Linked DNA regions of Homo sapiens: region 2 is linked to region 1. A link is an interaction called in ENCODE POLR2A ChIA-PET data of the cell type or tissue named here. Cell type or tissue: GM12878. All regions are shown on one strand. Links, peaks and the distances in the headings refer to the core of each region. The heading gives the core; the rest is flanking DNA.

The links. ChIA-PET counts read pairs that join two places held together with the same protein. Peaks named below come from ENCODE experiments on the same cell type or tissue, not always from the same donor. Only the 100,000 strongest peaks of a DNase experiment are listed, where the experiment ranks them.
Region 2: POLR2A ChIA-PET joins it to region 1 with 5 read pairs; 4 of 35 experiments call an interaction of 5 or more read pairs at or near these places.

What each region holds. Positions count from the first base shown.
Region 1 is chr12:128,892,413-128,897,793 of GRCh38, reverse strand. All of the region lies in intron 3 of GLT1D1 (glycosyltransferase 1 domain containing 1), which reads right to left. Among named protein-coding and RNA genes, the nearest start is that of GLT1D1, 42 kb to the right of the region's middle. In GM12878, for the core only: no CTCF peak of the experiment used is centred there; no DNase peak of the experiment used is centred there.
Region 2 is chr12:128,826,867-128,832,247 of GRCh38, reverse strand. It overlaps LOC124903083 (a long non-coding RNA gene), which reads right to left. Exons shown (of 2, transcript XR_007063602.1): 2 at 2,802-4,579. Among named protein-coding and RNA genes, the nearest start is that of SLC15A4, 5.6 kb to the right of the region's middle. RefSeq lists enhancers at 1,728-1,837, 2,408-2,477. In GM12878, for the core only: no CTCF peak of the experiment used is centred there; DNase peaks (open chromatin) are centred at 1,567 and 2,217; H3K4me3 peaks cover 1,285 bases; H3K27ac peaks cover 2,898 bases.

The DNA.
Region 1 (5,381 bases), core at 218-5,217:
GGGAGGCTGAGGCAGGAGGATGGTGTGAACCCGGGAGGCGGAGCTTGCAGTGAGCCGAGATCGTGCCACTGCACTCCAGCCTGGGCAACAGAGCGAGACTCTGTCTCAAAAAAAGAAAAAAAAAGAATTTGACATAGCATAAGGTTAGAGAAGTGGTTAAATACATGGAAAAAGTTAGTTTCCTACCTTATATCATATATCTCAAAAGATGGTTCAGGAGCTAAGTAAAAAAAGGTAAGACTACAAGAGAAGTCTGGAATGATATAAGAGAACAAGCAGCTGGCCTCAGCCTGGGAAAGGTTTTCTGAGCATAAAAAGCTATGACATTATTGGATACCACAGGCAGGGTATGAAAAGGAGAAAGAAAAAAAGCTATGAAATTAATTCTAAAGATAAAAAAGCTTTGATTATATTAAAATTTAAAAACTACTGAAATACCACAAATTAAAACAAAAATAACAATTTGGAAGAAACATGTGCAATTGACATGGAGAAAAGAGGAATAATATCCTTACTCAGGAGCTCTTCAAAATTAACAAGGAAGCCAAACATCCCAAGGGGCAAAAAGGGATGGGAAAAATGGGATGTTCACGTGAGAGCAAATATAAGGGACCATAAAATGTGAGGAAAAGTGAAATTTCTCTAATAACAAAATAAATCTAATTGGAACAATAGGAAAGAATTGCATCACATATAAGATTGGCAGTTTTAAAAATAAAAATGCCCAATGTTGACAAAGGTGAGAAAAATGAAAACATACACCCACTTGGTGAATTAAAATGCAAATATTCTTTCTGAAGAGAAATTTGAGAAACTGCATCAATATATTCACATGTTCGTAGCGTTAGACCTTGCAATTCTACCTCTATGAATTCAACCCAAAGACACAATCAGACAAGTACACAAAGACAGAAACAGATTTTTCCCTGTGGTGTTGTTTATGATAAAGATATAAATGCCCAATCTCAAAGAATCATTTACAGAATTTATGATAGAATTCTATGCAGCCATTAAAACCATGTTTGGCACCTTAAAATTATCAAAACTGTAGCTGGGCATGGTGGTGCATGCCTGTAATCCCAGCTACTCGGTACGCTGAGGCAGGGGGACCGCTTGAACCTGGGAGGCGGAGGTTGCAGTGAGCCAAGATCATGCCACTGCACTCCAGCCTGGCAACAGAGCAAGACTCTGTCTCAAAAAAAAAAAAAAAAAAAAAAAGTATGTGTCATTCAGCCCAAATTTTCAAAAATAATAACAATGAAAATATAGTCACAGACATACAAATGTAAGTAATTAAAAGATCACCTACCAAAAAGCTAGTCATGGTTAAAGCACGCATGAAGTACAAAAAAAAAATTGGTAATTTGCTTTTCCCTGGCTTCTTCAGTACTTTTCAAAATTTCTACATTGCATTGGGACAGCCATTTTTTTTAGTTAGAAAGAAAATTCTTAACAAAATATTTTATAAAGTCAGGACTTACAATCTTTCAAGACTTCCTGTAGATAATATATATCCTCCTATCTTTCTCCCACATCATTATTTTCTCCTCTACTCATTATAAAAACTACTCCCTTAATCCCACAGTCCCTGCTTCAATTATTGTCCTTTTTCTCTTTTCTCCTTGACAAAAAAAGCCCTGGTGTTACCTTGACTCAACACCTCCAATGCCTCTCTTCTCATTTAAACCACTCCAGGCAGCTCCCCTGACTGCACCATTGAAACTGTGCTCAAGGTCACTAAGGACCTCCATGTTGGTAAGCTGAATGGTCCGGTCCTCAGTCTTCATCTTACTTAACCTATCAATAGCAACAGGCACATACGCTCTCTCCTTCCTCCTTGAAATGCTTCTTCATTGGTTTCCACCATACCATTCCGTTTCATCGAACTGGCCACTCAATCTCAGTCTCACTAATTTCTCTCTCTGATTTCTCAAAAATGGGCTGCTCCAAGACTCAGTTCTTGGGCTTCTCTTCTCTATCTGCACTTACTCCTTTGGTGATCTCACCAGTTTCCAGGTTTCAATAGCATCTGTAAGGCCGGAAGCGGTGGTTCACGCCTGTAATCTCAGCACTTTGGGAGGCCGAGGGGGGAGGATCACCTGAGGTTAGGAGTTTGAGAGACCAGCCTGACCAACATTGAGAAACCCCGTTCTCTACTAAAATTACAAAATTAGCCCGGCGTGGTGGTGCATGCCTGTAATCCCAGCTACTCAGAAGGCTGAGGCAGGAGAATAGCTTGAACCCAGGAGGCGGAGGTTGCGATGAGTCAAGATTGTGCCATTGCACTCCAGCCTGGGTGACAGAGCGAGACTCTGCCTCAAAAAAAAAAAAAAAATAGCTTCTGTATATTGACCAACAAACTCCCGACCCCTCCCCTAACTTGCCCAGACTTCTACCTACTTCATACCTCCATTCGGATGCCTAATACAAACCCTAAGCTTCATACCAATGTCAAATAATGAGAACCATACTTCTAGTGATGAAATAAAAATACATATAGTTGTATATGTGCATATATACATACATACATTTCCAAGCTCTAAGAGGGCTTACAAGCAAGGACACTGAGTAAGCAATAAGCACAGATCTTAGTTTCTAAATAATATTCTCTAAAAGGACAAAAAAAAATTATAAAGGAACCAGGACTCCTTTGAGAAATAGCCATTTCCAGAAGTAGGACAAGGTAGACAGGAGATGAATCAGGGACATTTTACGATGCCAGAAAGTAGAAAAGTGCTCAGAAAACGATGAATGATGAGAGCATGTCAAAAGAACACAGGCATCAGCTCAAAGCATCTCCTGTGGGCAAATCTGGGGCAATTTGAGCAACCGAATAAACAAAAATAGTAACAGATAATCTGTAAAGGGAAATAAAATAAATATCTATGAGTCCATGTTATATATATATATATAATTTTTAATATATTTATTTATTATTTATTTTGAGATGGAGTCTTGCTCTGTTACCCAGGTTGGAGTGCAGTGGCACAGTCTCAGCTCACTGTAACCTCCGCCTCCTGGGTTCAAGCAACTCTCCTGCCTCAGCCTCCTGAGTAGCTAGGATTACAGGCACGCACCACCATGCTCGGCTAATTTTTTTTTCTGTATTTTTAGTAGAGATGAGGGTTCACCATGTTGGCCAGGCTGGTCTCGAACTCCTGGCCTCAAGTGATCCACCCAACTCAGCCTCCCAAAGTGCTGGGATTACAGCCATGAGCCACCATGCCCGGCCCCCACGAGTCCATACTGAATAACAAATAAATAATCAAATAAGTAAATGGGATCAAAGAGGAAAGTCTTCCGTAAGGTAGAATTCCAGTTAATAAACAAGACGCAGTGCAAATGGAAAAATCACCATCAGGCAAACACCACAGGAATAATTACTGCAGATGAGAACCAGGAAAGGATGATTCCTTCCCTGCAGCAGGACCCAAAAATGGCAGATTCTTCCTCCAGAAGGCCCCACTTCCCCTGTCTGTGCCTGCCCCGAGCTTTCCTTTCTGCCTCCTCTAAAACCCTGTCACCAGTCGAGGCACATTCCATCACAGGTCCCCTACTGAAGGGAAAAGTAAGGAAAGACGGACGGAGAGGATCTCACGCTGGACTTCCCACCAAGGCCCACTTTCATAATCCAAGCACCATACAGTGCTGACGCGGAAGGAGGCTCGAGCCCAGCATGGGTTGTTCTGCTGGCCTCAGTTATGAGAAGCTCTCCATTTGCTCTGAAAACTAACAAGAGGTGCAAGGAAACTGTATCTGGGGGAATAGACTTTATCCTGTGAAAATAAGATAAAAAAGAAAGAAAAGTAGCTAAATAACAATTGCCTGACAATGGGCCCTTCAGGAGAGTGTGTAAACCTTCCTTTGCTGGGAAACTTCAAAACTGAGAAACTTAAGAATTGAACAATTAGTGGGGCGTGATGGCTCACACCTGTAATCCCAACACTTTGGGAGGCCGAGGAAGGTGGATCACTGTGGTCAGGAGTTCGAGACCAGCCTGGCCAACACAGAGAAACTCCATCTTCACTAAAAATACAAAAATTAGCCAGGCGTGGTGGTGCACCCCTGTAGTCCCAGCTACTGACGAGGCTGAGGCAGGTGAATCGCCTGAACCCAGGAGGTGGAAGTTGCAGTGAGCTCAGACTGCACCACTGCACTCCAGCCTGGGCGACAGAGTAAGACTCTGTGTCCAAAAAAAAACAATAAAATTCAATTAAATTAAAAAACCACATTTCTTATGAAAAATATAAAGCTACCATTTTTGCATTTTTAGTTGAACATTGCCATTTTGAAATAGATTTACTCACTTTCACATGTGATTTTTTTTGTAAAAAAAATCTTTGGGCTTAAATATCTATAGCTTAAAACTTATGAAACTACCAATATTCAGCCATTTTATGCCTACAAAACAGCAAATTCACCTCGTTTAACCTATCGTGTGCTATAGATTTCCTATTTATGAGGCTATTTTTGAGGTGTTTCATTTTATACAAACTCTCTTTTGCTCATTTGCTTGACGATAATTTTTTCTTTTCTTTCTTTTGTTTTTGAGACAGAGTCTCCCTCTTTCACCCAGGCTGCAGTGCAATGGCGAGATCTCAGCTCACTTCAACCTCTGCCTCTCAGGTTCAAGCGATTCTCTTGCCTCAGCCTCCTGAGTAGCTGGGATTACAGGCATGTGTCACCATGCCCAGCTAATTTTTGTATTTTTAGTGAAGACGGAGTTTCCCCATGTTGGCCAGGCTGGTCTCAAACTCCTGACCTCAGTGATCCACCCGCTTCGGCCTCTCAAAGTGCTGGGATTACAGGCATTAGCCATCATGCCTGGCCAAGAATATTTTCTTCTAATATGTACCTGGATGATCCTTCACCAAATAATTTCCATAGGTTTCACATACTCTTCATTTAGTTTTGATATTGATAATGTAATTATCAAGTACTTATTACATTATAATATTTATAAGCCAAAAAGCTGAAGCTAAGGTAAGTTTGAATACTATATAATATAGAAAAAAAATTTAAATACTAAAAAAACTTCAAAAATAGACCCTATAGGAAAAATATAACTATTTAAAAACATTTGATTAAAAATGAAATACTCATTATAAAGCTAGACAAGTTCAATACTTTCTTTTACAGAAACGTGTGCTATGTTGTACTGGACAAAGAATCTGATCCATGCAGCTTTCCTGCCCACTAACCTCGATCAATAACCCCCCAAAATAGAAATCCGTGTTTGCTTTAATAACAATGAAATAAATAATACTAATAATAATACTGTAAGATGGATTCATTCAATGTTGTTTCTAGTAAACAGAATTGTTTTTCTTCCGTAAGGCAGTGCATTACCAACTACAGGAATCTAAAGGTAATGAATTTGC
Region 2 (5,381 bases), core at 148-5,147, 65 kb after region 1:
TTTCACCGTGTTAGCCAGGATGGCCTCGATCTCCTGGCCTCCTGATCTGCCCGTCTCGGCCTCCCAAAGTGCTGGGATTACAGGCGTGAGCCACAGCACCCGGCCCCACCTTTTTTTTTTTGGAGATGGAGTCTTGCTCGGTTGCCCAGGCTAGAGTGCAGTGGCGTGATCTTGGCTCACTGCAACCTCTGCCTCCCGAGTTCAAATGATTCTCTCACCTCAGCCTCCTGAATAGTAGCTGGGATTACAGGCTTGCGTTACCATGCCAGGCTAATTTTTGTATTTTTAGCAGAGGTTGGGTTTCACCATGTTGGCCAAGCTGGTCTCAAATTCCTGACCTCAGGTGATCTGCCTGCCTCGGCCTCCCAAAGTGTTGGGATTACAGGCATGAGCCACTGCACCCGACCAGATCCCTTTATTATCATACACTGAGATTTTTCTTTTTTGCTTTTATTATTATTATTTATTTATTTATTTGAGATGGAGTCTTGCTCTCTTGCCCAGGCTGTAGTGCAGTGGCACAATCTCAGCTCACTGCAACCTCCACAGGTTCAAGCATTTCTCCGGCCTCAGCCTACTCAGTAGCTGGGATTACAAGCACCTGCCACCATGCCCGGCTGAGTTTTGTATTTTTCATAGAGACAGGCTTTCACCACTTTGGTCAGGCTGGTCTGGAACTCCTGACCTCAAGTGATCTGCCCAGCTTGGCCTTCCAAAGTGCTGGGATTATAGGCATGAGCCACCATACCAGGCAGCCTTTCATTATTATTATTATTATTTTTGAGACTGAGTTGCACTCTTGTTGCCCAGACTGGGGTGCAATAGTGCAATGACGGCTTACTGCAACCTTGGCCTCCCGGGTTCAAGAGATTCTCCTGCCTCAGCCTCCGGAGTAGCTGGGATTACAGGCACCCGCCACCACGCCTGGCTAATTTTTTATATTTTTAGTAGAGACAGGGTTTCACCACGTTGTCCAGGCTGGTCGTAAACTCCTGACCTCAGGTGATCTACTGGCCTTGGTCTCCCAAAGTGCTGGGATTACAGACGTGAGCCACCACGCCTGGCCTCATTATTTTTAATTGATATAATAATTGTTCATAATTATGGGGCATAAGGTAGGATTTTGAAACATGTACTTCTATGAGATCAACTTTTTTAGCTTCTATATATGAGTGAGAGCACATGGTATGTATCTCTCTGTGCCTGGCTGATTTCACTTCATACAATCAGTTATTTTGTATTAGTGCTTCTGTTCTTGTTCTTTGTATTCATCTTCCTTGATCTTTCCTGTAAGGCCTAATCTAGAAAACAAATACACTTATAATTACCAACGAACTATTATATGATTACAGTTTAGGCTAAGGTTGCTTACAAGGAATTGTGAAAGTGGTGGTTAAAATAGGATCTTAGGTGTGGTCACACCATCTTGCGCTTCTTGCAATAGAAGGAAGCAGAAGTTCATTTTCTTTCACTTACTCTCTCTCTCTCTCTTCACCTCCCTGCTTCTATTGGCGAAGCCCAACTTTTGCACGTCTTGGGGGTTTTTTAAACACAGGTGGAAAAGTACGCAAGAAACAGACGTTGCTACTCGCAAGGGTCAAATAAAATGAGTGCCTGAAACAAGTCAAATCAAAATCAGCTTCCTGACCGTACACTCTCACATCCTCTGTTAAAATAAATGCAAGTCATTCTGGGAGCTGAATTAGTTCATACTAAAAGTAGATTAGTGTGGCTTTGGTTTAGGATCAAGGATTTAACACCTGATTCTATTCCGTTGGTTGCCTGTGTTTTTATTGATTTCACTTTTTATACCTTCTGCTTCTATCAAGAGTATTTGTAGCCAGAAAGAGTGGTTGCAACAGTGACTCCTTGAAGTAAATAGAATTTATGGCAACTCTCTGTACCCAAGGAGATTCAAAAGATGTGTGGCATGGCCTGTGGCTGTACTATGGCTAATGACTTATGCTATGGCCTGATGCACAAAGGTGAGGGGGCCTATCCGAGTCCCTCCCTAGGGATCTGGGAAATTGGAGAAGCTGAAGCACTGGCCGTGAGTGCTGAGGCTGAGCTGAGCTGAGGCTGAGCTGTCATGACTCAGGGGGCAGGTGTTCAACAGTTGTTTGTTGAGTGAGTTAGTGATGTACAGATGGCACAGAAAGGCTATGACAGCTGCTTCTAACCCGAAGTTTTGAGGAAGCTGAAACTGTCAGTAAGGAGAGGCAACTGTCTGGCGGTGAGGAGTGAGCAACTCAACAGAGATGTGAAACTACGGCAGAAATGTCATGAAACAGCCAGAGGAGTCAGGCAGTCCCCTGAATGTCCTGTCTGTGACGGTTTCTCAGTTCACTGCCTTAAATCACACCCACTCGAGCTCTGCACTGGGTGAGGCTCAGGAGACAAAGTGGTACCAGAGAAGGGAGAACCCTGTGTTTCCAAGTCTAGTCCACACCACAGGCACCTTTGCAAAGAGTGTCCTTGCCCCTTTTCTAGAGGGCCCTTGAGGTGAAGAGCCAATAGACAAAAATGTTATTTTGGAAGACACGGTTACCTATCCCTTAGATGCCTACTGTATGGGTTGGGTCATTTATTAATTTTAGCTGCAAAGGAGAGACTCATAGGATCACTTTTTGGGGCAGAAGTATATTGCGAGCATATCCAATAAAGTGGGAGGAATCACCTTACATCAATTCTTTAGCTATACCATCACTGGGGGCTCAGTACAGGGGCTGCAAACCCAATCATTACAGAAGCCCAGCAGAAAACTCATGGGTCAGGCATGAGAAAAAAATCAGGCTGGCCTCTCTTGTTCCTTAATTTTTTTATTTTTTATTTTTTGAGACGGAGTCTCACCCTGTCGCCCATGCTGAATGCAGTGGTGCGATCTCGGCTCTCTGCAACCTCTGCCTCCTGGGTTCAAGCAATTCTCCTGCCCTAGCCTTCCAGTTCTTTTATTTTTTCCATTTTTGATAGAATTATGATAGGTGGCTTGGGGCCACAAGTAATACAAATAACAGAAAACCCAACACAGTGGCTTAAACAATGTTAAGACTTATTATCTCACTTCTCCCTGAGTCTCCTGTGCCATCCCCCAAGTCAGTCTCATCCTAAGCTGGTTCATCTCATGGTTGTCAATAGCCATCAGGAGCTATTAGAGCTGCAGGTTTCCTAACTCACATCCAGTTTGGGAGCATGTGCCTCGCCCACAGTCAGCCAATAAGTGGCCTTGCCTCTAGTCTGACTGGGTCAACTTACCTCATTTGTCCACTGCTGGGTCAGTAACCGCAGGCACCAGGGAAATTTCGTGTCCTGAAAGGTTAGAGTCTGCGTTCCTGAACTGGTCACCATGAAGAGGCATGAGACTAGTACTGGTGTGGGCTAGTTCTATCTGGGAACAAGGATGAAGTCAGGTTCTCCTGAGCTACATGGGAAGCTGGTGGGGACAGGGGTGGGTTAAGGAAGACAAATATGTGAAGAGAATCAGGATTGTTTGGAAAAAGAAAGAGTATGGATGTTGGCTAATTAGTCAATCATATCCATTACATTTTAGTACGGAATGGAGTTGCTGGCCGGGCGTGGTGGCTCTAGCCTGTAATCCCAGCACTTTGGGAAGCCAAGGCAGGCAGATCACCTGACTTCAGGAGTTCAACACCAGCCTGGCCAACATGGTAAAACCCCACCTCTATAAAAAATATAAAAATTAGCTGGGTATGATGGCAGATGCCTGTAATCCCAGCTACTTGGGGGGCTGAGGCGGGAGAAGCACTTGAACCTGGGAGGTGGAGGTAATGGTGAGCCGAGATGGCACTATCGCACTTTAGCCTGGGCAACAGAGCAAGACTCCGTCTCAAAAAAAAAAAAAAAAAAAAAAAGAATGGGGTTGCTGATAGAAGTTACTGCAATGATGGTGTGAAATAGACTATGCTGTCCAATACGGTAGCCACTAGCCACAAACCACTTGCAATATGGCTAGTGTAACTGAGGAACAGAATTTTTCATTTTATTTAATTTTAACTAGTTTCAATAGCCACACATAGCTAGTGGCTCCTGCGCTGGACTATGCAGATATGGAGAATTTTCTCTATGATAACAAAAATAAGACAATAGTGAGTGGGGAGGGTTTAGGAAAGCTAGAAAGTGTCTGCCATCTAAAGACAGTGGCTGCTGCTGAGTGTCAGCAGATTGTGGCTACAGGGGGAAGCAAATGTGTTTCCATTACCTGTTGCTACATAATAAACTGCCCCAGAATTTAGTGGCTTAAAAGAACAACCATGTTATTTGTTTACAATTCTGCTATCTGGGTTGAGGCTCAGCTGTGTGGTTCTTCTGCTGGTCTTCACATGGCTGCATTCAGTAGGCAGGTCATCTGGAATGCTGAGAATCCCCTCTCCACATAGTTGCAGACTCCTCCTCAACATATGATGGAAGGCAGGTGGACGTCTAATATGATGGCTCCGGACACCCCAGTCATGAAAGTGGAAGGTGTCAGACTTTAAGCCTGTGCCCAGACCAGGCCCAGAGACACTTTTGATGTATTCTCTTGGTCAAAACAGGTCACAGGACAGGCCCTGTGGTGTGATCTCTGAGGAATACATAAAGGCTTGAATACTATGGGGCATGGTTCAAAGTGATGGGATCATACTAATGTAACAGGTAATCACAAGTCCAGCATTGCCAGAGCTCACATTTATTTTCCCCAAATAGCAAGGCATCCAAATTTATATGTGAAACCTTTCAAACTGTAACTATTAGTTCACTTTCTTTTGGTACCAGCTTTATGGAGACATATTCGCATACCATATAATTCACTTATATAAACTGTAGAATTCAGTGGTTTTTTAGTACATTCACAGAGATGTGCACCAATCTTCCCCTCCCCTCCCCCAGTATCAGGAAACTGTACTAATCTGCATTGTCTGTATGGATTTGCCTATTGCCTATTCTGGCCATTGCATATAAATGTGATCTTGCCAGATGTGGTCTTGGCTCACTTTTTTGTTTTTTTAAACTTAGCTTTAGTTTTCTCAAATGAGGCAATGCAATCGGATTAGTTTACTATCATTCAAAAATGGCAGAGTGTATTGAGCACTGTTTGGACACTGGGTTATCACATGATTCAAATCATTTGCTTTGCTTTCATTCCATGTTTAATGTTAATTTTACTCTAGACTTTGCCTGAGCGTCAAACCTATCAGTCTTAGAAAAAATACTCAAAGATTCTGTCTCCTCTACCAACTGCAAAGTGGAAGCAGCACTGGACTCATAATTAGATATAAGCCTTTCATTGAAGTCTGAGTTCTATTGCTTTCTTTTTTATTTTTTATTTTGAGACAGTTTCGCTCTATCACCCAGGCTGGAGTGCAGTGGCGTGATCTCGGCTCACT